2 separate regions of the Homo sapiens genome follow, and region 2 is linked to region 1. A link is an interaction called in ENCODE POLR2A ChIA-PET data of the cell type or tissue named here. Cell type or tissue: MCF 10A. All regions are shown on one strand. Links, peaks and the distances in the headings refer to the core of each region. The heading gives the core; the rest is flanking DNA. Region 1 overlaps ITPRIPL2 (ITPRIP like 2). Region 2 has its middle 22 kb from the start of TMC7.

Region 1 (2,500 bases), core at 1-2,500:
GGAGCAGAAGCTGCTGAGTTGGCTGCAGGAACGGGCAGCTCCAGGTGCCTGCTACCTCAAGTGCCTGCAGTTGCTTAAGGCTCTGCGCGATCTGGGGGCCCGTGGGCTGGACTCAGCGGCCGCCACCCAGTGGGGACGCATCCTATCCTCATATGTGCTCAAGACAGTGCTGCTGGCAGTGCTGCTGCGCAAGGGGGCCCCTGGGCAAGGCTGGGACGAGGAGCACCTGGGAAGGTGTTTGGAGGAGTTGGTGCAGTTCCTTAGGGACTGCCTGCTGCGACGCCATACGCTCTTCCACTGCGTCCTGGGCCCTGGTGGGGCGGCTGCCGAGGTGGGTCCCCTGCCCAAGGCACTGAGGGAAGCCGCCCCAGTTGACCTCCTGGCCGCTTTCGACGGGCACGCCCGGGAACTTGCAGCAGCGCGGTTGCTGTCCACGTGGCAAAGGCTGCCCCAGCTTCTCCGGGCCTACGGGGGTCCCCGCTACCTTGCCAGGTGCCCCCCACCCCGGAGTCAGCGCACCCAGGGCTTCCTTGAAGGTGAACCGTAAACCCTGACAGCACCCCCACCTGACCAAATGCTCCTAAAGCCTTTCCCACTGGGTGGGGGTGGGAATGGCGGTGAAGCCAGTTAAATGCAAGATTGCAGAAGGCATTGGAAAATTTGGTGGCTGCCACAAGCTTTAGTGGCTTAAATATCACCTTCTCGCTTCACAGTCCAGTATAATATGACATCTTCACACCCACTAGAGTGTCCTGGGCAAACCATGGGAAGACATCCAACAGGAGACCCAAGAATTGGTTCAAATATTGTTCTGTGTAGACGGATTCTGTAGAAGGATGTGGCTTTTAGAGAAGTCCAGTAGAAGAAGCAAGAACTAGCTGCAGGGAAAGTTCCTTCTGTCGGTTTTTAGACACAGATCTCTCTGCCCAAATTAAAAAAAAACAAAACAAAACACTAAAGTTTTTGACACAATTACTTGCTAGGTACTGGGTTCCTGATTGTCTTTAAAAAGAAAAATCTGAATCTTTATTTGCAACTGGAATTGAAGTTCTATTTTAGGGGCTAATGTTTAGAGGAACATAATTTCCACTGTTCAAATTAATATTAATGTATTTTTAAAATGGTGCAATCACAGGTGTTTGACAAGATTGTCAACAAGTTAAGTCACATAGATGGAAAGGCAATCGAGAGTTGGTTAGAGAAGCTTCCAGAGAAAATAGCACTTTATATTGATCAATTCACTCATTTTGTGGTAATTGCTAGCACCAAGCATTGCATCTGAAAGGGAAGCCAGTTATATTTATTATTAAATGTACAACCTTGAAAAGCAGCCAGCATGCTTGCCTAACTAACATCGCCGCAGGCCACAAGCTGGGATATGTACCTGTCCGTCAACATCCATTCATTAAACTACCTACTACCAGCCAGAGATGTCTGGAACCAAAGTAGCAACCAAATACATATTCAAGACAACACTGGTGAAGGCATAAAACATGTTGGCTTTGGAGAAAGATGTGTTTTAGGCTTTGCCTGTAAAGGTGTTTCTCCAAGGCTGGCTGCTGGCTGGAGACAGAAAACTTTTTTGTTTTAAGGTTTTTAGCAAACTCCTTCACAAAGAGATTTCTTTCTGAGCTTAATGAGCTAATGAAGAGGAAATGCCTGCTGCTTAGCATGTGGTTTGTGCTGGGTCTCTAACCATTGATGGTTCTTCCTTGTCCAGGCAGTCTTACGTGGTCCAAGAGACCTGTTGATTCAGCACAGGTCTTGCAAAACATTTCACTTATAGTTCAGTATCTTGGGCTCTGTGCTTGAAGATCAGTTACTCCCTGGTCGTGGGCAGAGGAGACAAATTAGGAAAAGAGCAAGGGAGACAGCCCTTGACGGCAGTCTGTCTCTTTTCTCTTTAGGTGTCAGTATCACCAGGTTGGGTGTATTTTGCAGCTGGGAGGAGCCGGTCCTGGAATTCTTCCTTGTTCTCCCAAATTTATAACAGTCCTCAATTGCAGTTTAAGTTCAGCATGGCCCCTCATCTGCTTGCCTGATTGGAAATGCAGCCAGTCCAAGTGTTACAAATTGGGATTTTTTTGTTTTCTAAATAAAAACATGTACTTCCTCAGACTCTTAAAGCTAAAATTTGGAAGACAGAAATGCCTATGTGAATAGAATCATTGTTGAAGTTCTGAGCTCTTTTGAGGGAACTCTATAAGCCTTCTTTCTTTAGGGGATCCACTTGCCTGCTGTGGGAAATCATAGTGAGTGATTTACAGGAATCCTTCTCCTCCAAGCTGCATTGGCTTCTTATATCCTTTGCGACCTTGGGCTGAAAGAGAAACAGCTGCAAATGTTGTGCTGTCTCTTTGAGGTTGTCTTGGGGACAGTTCCCCGCAAAGGTCATTCCTAGCTTTTGAGGTCAATGTTGGGTCATAAGGTACTGCATTGTGCAAAGAAGTCAGTCTGCTAACTTTATGCAAAGATAGAAACTGCACGGTATTTTTTAAAA
Region 2 (13,062 bases), core at 6,328-8,827, 150 kb before region 1:
GAAGCAAAGGTCCCTCAGCCAGGTGTGGTGGCTCACACCTGTAATCCCAGCACTTTGGGAGGCTGAGGTGGGTGGATCACGAGGTCAGGAGTTCAAGACCAGCCTGGCCAACATGGTGAAACACCATCTCTACTAAAAATACAAAAATTAGCTGGGCGTGGTGGTGCATTCCTGTACTCCCAGCTACTAGGGAGGCTGAGCCAGGAGAATTGCTTGAATCAGGACCCTGGAGGCAGAGGTTGCAGTGAGCTGAGATCATGCCACTGCACCCCAGCCTGGGTTACAGAGTGAGACTCCATCTCAAAAAAAAGGGTCCCTGAAGTGTGAAAGAATGTGGCAACATCTGAGAGCAGAAAGAAGAGTGAGGTGGCTCACGCCTGTAATCCCAGCACTTTGGGAGGCCGAGGCGGGCAGATCACTTGAGGTTAGGAGTTCGAGACCAGCCCGGCCAGTGTGGTGAAACCCCGTCTCTACTAAAAATATAAAAATTAGCCAGGTGTGGTGGTGGGCACCTGTAATCCCAGCTACTTGGGAGGCTGAGGCAGGAGAATCACTTGAACCCAGGAGGTGGAGTTTGCTGTGAGCCGAGATTGCACCACTGCACTCCAGCCTGGGCAACAGAGTGAGACTCTGTAACAAAATAAAATAAAATAAAGTGAGGCAGGAGAGAGGGAGTAATAGGGTTCTACAAATAAATGGAACCAATAGTTACACACAGCGGACCCTTGAACAACACGGCTTTGAACTGAGCAGGTGTCCACTTCTATGTGGATTTGCTTCCACCTCTGCTACCCCTAATGAAGCAGCCTTAATGTCTGGGGTGACACCCAAGGTTCTTGGTCTCATGGCCATAGAGATCAAGGACTTGAACACATACAAAAGGTGAGGTTTAGAGTAGAAATTTAATAGGTGAAAGAAAGAGAATAGCTCCCTGCTACAGAGAGGGGTCCTGGAAAAATGGGTTGCTGAAGCTCAGTGAATCGCAAGGGTTTTTACAGATGAGCTAGTGGGAGGCGGTATTTGATCTACACAGGGCACGGAAAACTGGTTAGGACCAGGTGTGCCGTATGCATAGGGCTTGAATCTCTGGCAGCCCCCACTTCAATTGTTTATTATGCAGGTGTATCCTCTGCCTGAGCTACTCCATGTTGCTTATTTCTTTCACACTGCGCATGTGCTAACAAAAAAGGGAAGGTGGAGCCTCCATGGTGGACCTGCCTGGCCCCAGGTCGTCTTTTCTATCCATGCAGCTGCCCCCACGGTGGACCTGCCTGGCCCCGGGTCGTCCTTTCTATCCATGCAGCTGCCCCCACGGTGGACCTGCCTGGCCCCGGGTCGTCCTTTCTATCCATGCAGCTGCCCCCACGGTGGACCTGCCTGGCCCCGGGTCGTCCTTTCTATCCATGCAGCTGCCCCCACGGTGGACCTGCCTGGCCCCGGGTCGTCCTTTCTATTCATGCAGCTGCCGGCATTCCCCCGTGCAAGCTTCCAGTTTCCCTATCTATGTTTGCAGCCTGATCTTTCAGGCTGCTCCTTTTTAGAAAGTGATTTCTTGGGCTTTTTTTTTTTGTTAGAAGGGAAGTTCTACTGAGGACTCTCTTGCCGTCATTGTCTGCCTAAATAATTTCTTTCTATCTCCTGTATCACTAAGACAGCGAGACCATCCCCTCCTCTTCCACCTCCTCTCAGCCTCCTCAATGTGAAGACAAGGAGGTGAAGACTTTTGTTGTTTTGAGACGGAGTCTTGCTCTGTAGCCCAGGCTGGAGTACAGTGGCACAATTTTGGCTCACTGCAAGCTCCACCTCCTGGGTTCAAGCAATTCTCCTGTCTCAGCCTCCCACTTGAACCCAGGACGTGGAGATTGTAGTGAGCTGAGATCACACCACTGCACTCCAGCCTGGGCAATAGAGTGAGACTCAGTCTCAAAAACAAACAAACAAAACAAAACAAAGCATGCATTAATTGGCTTTAGGTTATCAGTAAGGCTTCTGGTCAATAGTAGTCTATTAGTAGTTAAGTTATGGGGGAGTCAAAAGTTATATGGGAGGCTGGGCATGGTGGCTCACCCCTGCAATCACAGATTTTGGGAGGCTGAGGTGGGAGGATTACTTGAGCCCAAGAGGTTGAGGCCATGGTGTGCTGTGATTGTGCCAATGCACTCTAGCCTTGTTGACAGAGTAAAATTCTCTCTTTCTCTCTCTCAAAAAATAAAAAAGTTTTGGCCAGGCACGGTGGCTCACGCCTGTAATCCCAACAGTTTGGGAGCCGAGGCGGGCAGATCACCTGAGGTCAGGAGTTCAAGACCAACCTGACCAACCCAGAGAAACCCCATCTCTACTAAAAATACAAAAATTAGCTGGGCATGGTGGTGTGTGCCTGTAATCTCAACTGCTTGGGAGGCTGAGGCAGGAGAATCGCTTGAACTCGGGTGACAGAGGTTGCAGTGAGCCGAGATCGCGCCATTGTACTCCAGCCTGGGCAACAGAGCAACACTCCATCTCAAAAAAACAAACAAACAAAAAACATGGGCATGGTGGCCAGCACTTGTGAGGCTGAGGCACAAAGATCACTTGAACGTGGGAGGCAGAGGTTGCAGTGTGCCGAGATCATGCCACTGCACTCCAGCCTGGGTGACAGAGGGAGACTCTAGCTTGAAATTATGTCTTCAGGGATTCTAGCCACAGTTAGACTTGGCTGAAAGAGGCAGGTGCAAGTGAGCAGCAGCCATCCCCCAAGGCCACTGTGGTTAGATGTGGCAATAGACACAGATACCTGTGGGCTCCAGTTTGTCCTTGCTGTCCTCTGCATCTAGCTCTTCTCCTGACTTCTGACCCTGATGACCAACACAGCCCCAGGCCCACCACCAGGTGCTTGGTGGTAGTAGCTACATACAGGCACAGGTTACCATAGAGCGTTCCCTTGGCCATCCTCTTTCAGTGACTAAATGTGCCTGGCTACTCAGATGGACTGGCCAGTACCTCCTCTGAGCCTCCAACTTTCCTCCTAGTCTGTCCCTTCCCCAGCTTCTCCTATGATTCTGTAAGGTCTAATTCCTAGAGTAACTCTCTTATCCCATAGCTCATAGTATTTCTGCATTGAGCCCTGACTGCTGCAATGAACCAGGCTACGCAGACCATGGTGAAGGCCAAGAGAAGCTACTGAAGATCTCTGAGTTAGGTAGTTGGCTTATATCTGTGGGTGCGGCTCCCTTAACTATAGCCAGGTTCAAGATTCTGAACAGAATAGTGTGCTGTGTGGAAAAAATTGCTGTTGGACTGTTTTCCAAATCCCCACAGCTGGTTCCTGCTGTGTTCCCATCTTGTGGGCAAGTAGTTATTAGGATCTTGTCTCAGTCCAGACAAGAGGAAGTGTTTGTGTTGTCATCTGAGAGCCCAAAACAGACTCCTCTTGATTAAGATGGACCCTGCCGGGTGCAGTGGCTCACGCCTGTAATCCCAGCACTTTAGGAGGCGAGGCGGGCAGATCCCGAGGTCAGGAGTTTGAGACCAGCCTGACCAACATGGGGAAAACCCGTCCCTACTAAAAATACAAAAATTAGCTGGGCATGGTGGGGCGTGCCTGTAATCCCAGCTACAGGAGGCTGAAGCAGGAGAATGGCATGTGGCGTGAATTCAGGAGGTGGAGGTTGCAGTGAGCTGAGATTGTGCCACTGCACTCCAGCCTGGGTGACAGAGCAAGACTCCATCTAAGAAAAAAAAAAAAAAAGATGGACTTTAAGGTTAAGGAAACAAAAATTACCTACAGGTCACGGGTTTAGGTATTGGCTGGCATGAATTCCTTCCTAAATTCCTAAATTCCTATGGCTGCAAGAATAACTACACTCTTGCTAAGCTCCCTCACAATAGGAGATGTCAAGGCAAATTATCATACCCCTCCTAACTTTGATTTATACCCAGACTGCTACAACTCTGATTGGACAGAGGACTGACCTTATAGACATTGTCTTCTGATGAGCAACTGCAGACCTTAAGCAGTTTCAGCCGGCTTATAGAGACTGCACACAAACTGTCTTTGTGTCCTATAGCTCACCTTTTGACACAGAGAGCCAAATTCCACCTCATTTTATTGCTAAAACCCCACCCCAATGTGAACATGGGATGTATGTTACACATATGTTTACCCATTGTGCATGTACTTAATTCCCCTCATAAATATGCGTAGTCTTTTCCCCAAACCTGCTGAATATGTATGATTCCATTGTGTAATACAGGCCCTGTAAGGCATAAAACCCAGCCTGCCCTTTCTCCCGTCAAAGAGAGAGCAGCTTCCACACATTCAGGAGACTGTCTCTTCCTGGTTTGTGAACTGATGTCACCAAATACAACTCTCCTGTTACTTAGTCATCTTGGTGGTCTTTGGATGACAGTATCTAACACTTAGAAGGGTTCATGAACAAGAGAACAAACTCCAGTCTTTTGTGGCTATTTATAGTCAACAGCTCAGCTTTGTGGCAGGCACAGGAACAGATTAAGTGAGTTGACTTTCAGACTGAGAGCAGCTCAAAATCTACCATCCATCAGGAAGTGTGTGCAGTAATCCAGGGATAAATACATGTAATTTGCCAAAAGAGGCAGTGGGTGCTATACTTGGAATCAATGTGAAGGTTTTAGAAATATACAGATGCTTGAATTCTGCTGCAACTCATTTAAATCTGGATTTCTGAGGGTGAGGCCTAGACATCTCTACTTTTTTTTTTTTTTTTGAGAAGGAGTCTTGCTTTGTTGACCAGGCTTGAGTGCAGTGGCGCAATCTTGGCTTCCTGTAACCTCTGCCTCCCGGGTTCAAGCGATTCTCCTGCTTCAGCCTCCCGAATAGCTAAGACTACAGGTGCCCGCCACCACGCCCGGCTAATTTTTTGTATTTTTAGTAGAGACAGGGTTTCACCATGTTAGCCAGGATGGTCTCTATCTGCTGACCTCGTGATCCGCTCGCCTTGGCCTCCCAAAGTGCTGGGATTACATGTGTGAGCCACCATGCCCAGCATCACTACTTTTTTTAGTCCAATTTATCAATTTTTTTTTCTTATCTTTTCTGGGACAGGGTCCTGCTCTGTTACCCAGGCTGTAGTGCAGTGGTGCAATCACGGCTCACTGTATCTCAACCTCCTTGGCTAAAGTGATCCTTCTCACTCAGCCTTCCTAGTAGCTGGGACTACAGGTGCATGCCACCGTGCTTGGCTAATTTTTGTATTTTTTGTAGAGATTTGTTTTGCCATGTTGCCCAGGCTGGTCTCAAACTCCTTGGGCTCAAGCAAGACTCCCAAAGTGCTGGAATTACAGGCACGAGCCACTTGCACCCAGCCCTATTTTTTTCTTTTGTCATTTGTGTTTTGGTGTCATATCTAAGACGGCTTTGCTTCACCCAAAGTTACAAAGATTTACTCCTATATTGTCTTCTATGCATCACATTTTAGCTGTTACATTACTGTTTAGTTCTTGAGACAAATGTTCATTAATAAAATCCAAATATATTACTATAAAAACTGTACCTAAGGCTGGGTGCGGTGGCTCACGCCTGTAATCCCAGCACTTTGGGAAGCCGAGGCGGTGGATCACGAGGTCAGGAGATCAAGACCATCATGACTAACATGGGGAAACCCCATCTCTACTAAAAATACCAAAAATTAGCCAGGCATGGTGGCACGTGCCTGTAGTCCCAGCTACTTGGGAGGCTGAGGCAGGAGAATCACTTGAACCCGGGAGGCAGAGATAGCAGTGAGCTGAGATTTGCCACGGCACTCCAGCCTGGGCGACAGAGCGAGACTCCATCTAAAAAAAAAAAAATTAGCCAGGCATGGTGGCGCATGCCTGTAATCCCAGCTACTCAGGAGGCTAAGGCAGGAGAATTGCTTGAACCCAGGAAGCAGAGGTTGTGGTGAACTGAGATTGTGTCATTGCACTCCAGCCTGGGCAACAAGAGCAAAACTCCATCTCAAAACAAACAAACAAACAAAAAACAAAAACAAAAAAAACTGTACCTAAGAAGGGTCATGTCCCTTCTCTCCAAAGGATGCATCTTGTTGGAGGGTCAAAACACACCAGCATTTATCATCACTGCTAGCTGAGGGCCCCAGAGGCAGTCTAGGGCAGTGGTTAAGGGAGCAGATGCCACAGTCAGTTTTCCTAGATCAGCAGTTGGCAGACTTTCTGTACAGGAATGTCTTAGTCTGTTTGTGTTGCTATAAAGGAATACCTGAGACTGGTAATTTGTAAAGAAAAGAGCGTATTTGGCTCATGATTGTGCTGGCTGGAAGACTAGCCATTTGGTGAGAGCCTCAGGCTTCTTCTACTCATGGTGGAAGGGAAAGGGGAGCTCCTGTGTGCAGAGATTACATGGAGAGAGAGAAAGCAAGAGAGAGATGGAGGGTGCAGGCTCTTTTTATTTTTTATTTTTACTTTTATTCTTTTTTTTTGAGACAGGGTCTCAGTCTGTCACCCAGGATGGAGTGCAGTGGTGTGATCACAGTTCACTGCATCCTTGAACTCCTAGGTAGCTGGGACTATTGGTGTGCCACCATGTCCAGTTAATTAAAAAAAAAAATTGTATACAAAAAAAAGGAGCAAGATGGAATCAACTATATCAGATTTTTCTCCCTGTCATAATTTTTGCAAAGGTGATCTCACTGCTGCAGTCCTTCCATTGTCTCCTGCCTGGACACTCAAACCCACAGCACAGTCCCTGCTTTTATTCTCACCCATCCTCTCTCTAGAACTCCAGTTCTGCCCACACAGTGGCTGACTCGCCATCTCTACCTGGACATCCACAGGCCCTGGGACTCAGTGGGTCCCAGACCTAATGGTCATCTCCTTCTTCCCTCCTGCAGCTCCTTGCCTGGTTTCCTGACCCAGGATCCTCCCAGTGACCATCTAGAACCTGGGAATCAGCCTGCCTCCTCCTTCTCATGCTCCCGGACCTATGATCAATCAGTAAGTCCTGTCGGTTCCACCTCCATGTTCTGGCAAATCCATGCCTTCCTCTGCTCCTTTTCTGGGTCACGCCTTCCTTGCAGCAATAGCCCTGGATCTGGTCCAGTTGCCTTCAGTCCGGCCTCCTCCAAAGCTGCCAGGGGACATTTCGTGTTCCCAAACAACTTATTTCTGACCAGGAGCCTCCCTTGCCTAAGAGCATCTCGGTTACCTTCACGTAGAGTAAACTTATGAGAAGAGGCTTTCGTTTTTTTTGAGACAGAGTCTCAGTCTGTCACCCAGTCTGGAGTGTGGTGGCATGATCTCGCCTCACTGCTACCTCCCTTTCCCAGGTTCAAGAGATTCTCATGCCTCAGTCTCCTGAGTAGCTGTGATTACAGGTGCCCGTCACCAAGCCTGAGCAATTTTTGTTTTTTTAGTAGAGACAGGGTTTCACCATGTTGGTCAGGCTGGTCTCCAACTCCTGACCTCAAGTGATCTGCCTGCCTCGGCCTCCCAAAGTGCTGGGATTACAGGCGTCAGCCACTGCACCCGGCTAAGAAGGAGCTTTTTGGAAGCCCCCAGATCTGGTCTCTGCCCACTTTTCCACCTCTAACTACAGATCCAGCCTGCCCAAGCAGGGTGACACCTAGCTCCCAGAACTCGAGGGCACACCCCGCTCACCCAGCTGTACTCTGCCAGGCATTCCTTTCCTCTTTCCCTCACCTACTTGGCAGACGAGCTTCTCTTCAAGTCCCAGCAAGTCTGTGTCTTTGTGGTGAAGCCACTTAATCCCCCACGTACTGATGGCTCTGGGCTCGTTTTTACAAGAATGAAATTTGCTTGTCATTTCCCTGACCCCTCGTGTAAATTCTTTGAAGGCATATATATATATATATATATATATATATATATATATATATATATAAAATTATTTTTTTTTAGGTAACTTTTGTCTTCTTAGAATGCTTGGCACTTGGCAAATATCAACATGTAAATATTCGTTGAGCAAATAAATGTTTGCTAAGGAAATGAGCTGTATCAGGGCTGGATTACCCAATAGAGTTTAGGGCCAGTAGCAAAACAGGGGAGACCCCCAAATTATTTAGAAATAATTTGATATTTAATAGTTGGATAAAAGCATTGAAGCATCATAATGAGAAAATGAGAATTTTGGAGGATGTCTTTACATTCCTTTCACTGCTTTGTTTGTTTGAGGCAGGGTCCCACTCTGTCACCCAGGATGGAGTACAGTGGTGTGATCGTGGTTCACTGCAGCCTCAACCTCCGAGGCTCAAGTGATCCTCCCGTCTCAGACTCCCAAGTAGCTGTGCACCACCATGCCAAACTGGTTTTTTATATTTTCTAGAGATGGGGTCTCACTATGTTGCTGGTCTCAAATCCCTGAGCTCCAGTGATCCTCTTGCTTCAGCCTCCCAAAGTGCTGGGATTACAGGAGTGAGACCCTGGGCGCAGCCAATTTTATATATATATGTATATATATACATATATATACACGTATTTATATATGTATATATACACATATATATACATATATACATATATACATGTATATATACATATATACACGTATATGTACATATATACGTATATATACACATATATACGTATATATATATGTTTGTTTGTTTTGTTTTGTTTTGTTTTGTTTTGTTTTGTTTTGTAGAGACGGCATTCACTATGTTGTCCAGGGTGGTAACTCCTGGACTCAAGTATTCTGCCGGCCTCGGGCTTCCAAAGTGCTGAGATTACAGGCATGAGCCACTGCACCTGGCCTCTTCTTGATTTATTTACCTTTATTTATTTGTATTTATTTATTTATTTTTAGATGGAGTTTTGCTCTTGTTGCCCAGGCTGAAGTGCCATGGTGTGATCTCGGCTCACTGCAACCTCTGCCTCCTGGGTTCAAGCGATTCTCCTGCCTCAGCCTCCCAAATAGCTGGGATTACAGGCATGCGCCACAAGGCCCAGCTAATTTTGTATTTTTAGTAGAGATGGGGATTCCCTATGTTGGTCAGGTTGGTCTGGAACTCCTGACCTCAGGTAATCCGCCCGCCTCTGCCTCCCAAATTGCTGGGATTACAGGCGTGATCACCGTGCCCAGCCTTTACCTTTATTTTTCAAGCTGAATTATACTATTGTTTTTTAAATAGCAGACTTTAAAAAGAGCAATTTTACAGAAACAGCAGGTTTACAGACAATTGAGCAGAAAGTCCAGGAAGTTCCCAGATATTACTTTCACCCCCCTTCCTTTAGTTTCCCCATTATTGACATCTTGCATTGGTGTGGCACACCTGTTAAAATTGATGAACCAAATTGATACATTATTATTAATTATAGGTAATCGTTTACATTAGGGTTCACTCTTGGTGTTGTACATTCTATGTTTTTCTTTTCTTCTTTTTTTTTTTTTTTTGAGATGGAGCGTCACTCTTGTTGCCCAGCCTGGAGTGCAATGGCGTGATCTCGCCTCACCGTAACCTCCACCTCCTGGGTTCAAGCTATTCTCCAGCCTCAGCCTCCCAAGTAGCTGGGATTACAGGCATGTGCCACCACGCCTGGCTAATCTTGTATTTTTAGTAGAGACGGGGTTTCACCATGTTGGCCAGGCTGGTCTCGAACTCCTGACCTCGGGTGATCCACCTGCCTCGTCCTCTGAAAGTGCTGGGATTACAGGCGTGAGCCACCATGCCCAGCTGATCCCTATTTTTCTAGGGGTGAACATCTGTGGGTAGGGTTTGGCTGACACATCTGCAGTGCCACTAAGAATGGCAAGTTTCTTTATTAGCTTCTCAGTATCAGCTCTGGCCTGAGATTCATGGTCTGGTCATTCAGACCAATGCTCCGAAGTCCCATAAAGAAGCAAAAACCAGGTTAGGTGTATTGGCTCTTGCCTGTAATCCCAGCACATTGGGAGGCTGAGGCAGGAAGCTCTCTTGAGCCCAGGAGTTGGAGACCAGCCTGGGCAACATAGTAAGACTCTGTCTCAATAAAAAAAAAAAGAAAAAATTAAAAAATTAGCTGGGTGTGGGCCGGGCACGGTGGCTCACGCCTGTAATCCTAGCACTTTGAGAGGCCGAGGTGGGTGGATCATCTGAGGTCAGGAGTTCGAGACCAGCCTGACCAACATGGAGAAACTCCATCTCTACTAAAAATACAAAAAAAAAAAAAAATTGCCAGGCCTTGGAGGGGCACCTGTAATCCCAGCTACTTGGAAGGCTGAAGCAGGAGAATCACTTGAACCCAGGAGACGGAGGTTGCGGTGAGCTGAGATTGCGCCATTGCACTCCAGCCTGGGCAACAAGAGCGAAACACCGTCTCAAAAAAAAAAAAAAATTAGCTGGGTGTGGTGGCACGTGCCTGTCATTTCAGCTACTCAGGAGGATGAGGCAGAAGGGTCTCTTGAACCTGGGAAACTGAGGCTGCAGTGAGCCAAGATTGCGCCACTGGACTCCAGTCTGGACAACAACAGAGACCCTGTCTCAAAAAGCAAAACAAAACAAACACAAAGCAGGCCGGGTGCGGTGGCTCACGCCTGTAATCCCAGCTACTCAGGAGGCTGAGGCAAGAGAATCACTTGAACCCGGGAGATGGAGGTTGCAGTGAGCCGAGATTGCGCCATTGCACTCCAGCCTGGGGAAAAAGAGTGAAACTCCGTCTCAAAACAAACAGACAAACAAACAAACAAACAAACAAACAAACAGCAAAAACAAGGCAGATGAGAACTGTTATGTAAAAGCCAAGGGCTCTGGTCTGTGAGCATCCCGTTTCCTGTCTTTGCATCCTGCAGATTAAAAAGGCCCTTCTGCTTCTCGTAAATCCCAAAGTCACATCACTCAACACAGTTGTCAGGTTGCGACTGGTTGAAATGCGGACAGGATTTAAGACTTTGAAAATAGACAGAGATGGACACATCAGAAAGAACAGAAAGACCCGGGGACATCCTGCATCTCTGCAGATTGAAGGTATCTCATGTGTATAAATTAATACAAATATATGACTTGCTCACACAGCCAGGGCTGGGACTCAACCCCTGGGACTGCTGGGAAACTTCTTTTTATTTTTTCTTTTTTTTTTGAGATGGAGTCTCGCTCTGTCGTCCAGGCTGGAGTGCAGTGATGCGATCTCGGCTCACTGCAAGCTCCGCCTCCCGGGTTCATGCCATTCTCCTGCCTCAGCCTCCTGAGTAGCTGGGACTACAGGCACCCGCCACCACGCCTGGCTAATTTTTTGTATTTTTAGTAGAGACAGGGTTTCACTGTGTTAGCCAGGATAGTCTCGAACTCCTGACCTCGTGATCCGCCCAACTTGGCCTCCCAAAGTGCTGGGATTACAGACGTGAGCCACTGTGCCTGGCCACTTTTTCTTTTTTTTGAGACAGAGTCTCGCCCTGTCGCCCAGGCTGGAGTGTAGTGGTGCAATCTTGGCTCACTGCAACCTCCACCTCCCAGGTTCAAGCAATTCTCCTGCCTCAGCCTCCTGTGTAGCTGGGATTAGAGGCCACCACACCTGGCTAATTTTTGTATTTTTAGTAGAGACAGGGTTTCACCATGTTGGACAGGCTGGTCTCGAACTCCTGACCTTAAGTGATCGGCCCACCTTAGCCCCGCAAAGTGCTGGGATTACAGACGTAAGCTACCGTGCTCTGCCAATTTCTGGGAAACTTCTGCAGTACAATATTGCCACCTGGAATTTAGTCCCTTAGTATGTGTCTCCCTTAGTATGTGTCTGCCAGGGCAGTTTCCACACTAGAGCGAAACAATTTATTTGTCCGTCTCCCCATTCCCACCCCCACCCCCAACTCCCACTTTAGGATACAAACTCTAGGGGCCAGGCATGGTGGCTTATTCCTGTAATCCCAGCACCTTGGCAGAATCACTCGAGCCCAGGAGTTTGAGACCATCCTGGACAATACAGCGAGACCCCATCTCTATAAAACATTTAAAAATTGGCCAGACATGGTGACACGCACTTGTAGTCGCAGCTACTTGGGAGGCTGAGATGGGACGAGGCTGCACTGAGTCAAGATTGCATTACTGCACTCCAGCCTAGGTGACAGAGCCAGCCCCCATCTTAAAAAAATTAACCAGGTGTTACGGTGTGTACCTGCAATCCCAGCTACTCAGGAGCCTGAGGCCAGAGGATTGCTTGAGTCCAGCAGTTGGAGGCTGCATTGAGCTGTGATCATGCTACTGCACCCATAAGGGCAGGAATTTTTTCTTTTCTTTTTAACTGAGGTGAAATTCACATTACATAAACTGTACAATTCAGGACATTCACAATGTCAAACAGTCATCACCTCTATCTAGCTCCAAAATGTTTTCATCACCCCAAAGAAGACCTCATACCCATTAAGCAGCCATTCTCCATTCTCCCCTCCACCTCCACTGGCAACCACCAATCTATTCTCTGTCTGTGGATTTGCCTATTCTGGACATTTCATATAAATGAAATCACCCAATTTGCGACTTTTTGTGTCTACCTTCTTTCACTTAGCATTAAAGCTTTTGTGGTTCATCTACATTATAGCATGTAGCAGCACTTTATTTATTTATTTATTTATTTTTGAGATGAAGTTTTGCTCTTGTTGCCCAGGCTAGAGTGCAATGGTGCGATCTCGGCTCACCACAACCTCTGCCTCCCGGGTTCAAGCAATTCTCCTGCCTCAGCCACCCAAGTAGCTGGGATTACAGGTGCACACCACCACATCTGGCTAATTTTTGTATTTTTAGTAGAGATGGAGTTTCTCCATGCTGGTCAGGCTGATCTCCAACTCCCTACCTCAGGTGATCTGCCTGCCTTGGCCTCCCAAAGTGCTGAGATTACAGGCATGAGCCATCATGCCTGGCCTCTTTTTTATGGCTGAATAATGTTCCGTTGCACAAATAACCCACATTTTGTTCATTTACTTATTTATTTTTTGAGACAGAGTCTTGCTCTGTTGCTAGGCTGGAGTGCAATGGTGCAATCTCGGCTCACTGAAACCTCTGCCTCACCAGTTCAAGTGATTCTCTTGCCTCAGCCTCCCAAGTAGCTGGGATTACAGGTGTGAGCCACCACACCTGGCTAATTTTTGTATTTTTAAAATTTATTTTATCTTTTTTCTTTTGAGAC

Evidence for each region. Peaks named below come from ENCODE experiments on the same cell type or tissue, not always from the same donor. Only the 100,000 strongest peaks of a DNase experiment are listed, where the experiment ranks them.
Region 2: POLR2A ChIA-PET joins it to region 1 with 11 read pairs; 3 of 35 experiments call an interaction of 5 or more read pairs at or near these places.

Annotation. Positions count from the first base shown.
Region 1 is chr16:19,115,523-19,118,022 of GRCh38, forward strand. ITPRIPL2 (ITPRIP like 2) reads left to right here. Exons shown (of 1, transcript NM_001034841.4): 1 at 1-2,500. The coding sequence ends at 547. Among named protein-coding and RNA genes, the nearest start is that of ITPRIPL2, 2.8 kb to the left of the region's middle. In MCF 10A, for the core only: no CTCF peak of the experiment used is centred there; DNase peaks (open chromatin) are centred at 1,369 and 1,769.
Region 2 is chr16:18,954,948-18,968,009 of GRCh38, forward strand. No RefSeq gene overlaps it. Among named protein-coding and RNA genes, the nearest start is that of TMC7, 22 kb to the right of the region's middle. In MCF 10A, for the core only: no CTCF peak of the experiment used is centred there; DNase peaks (open chromatin) are centred at 7,024 and 7,654.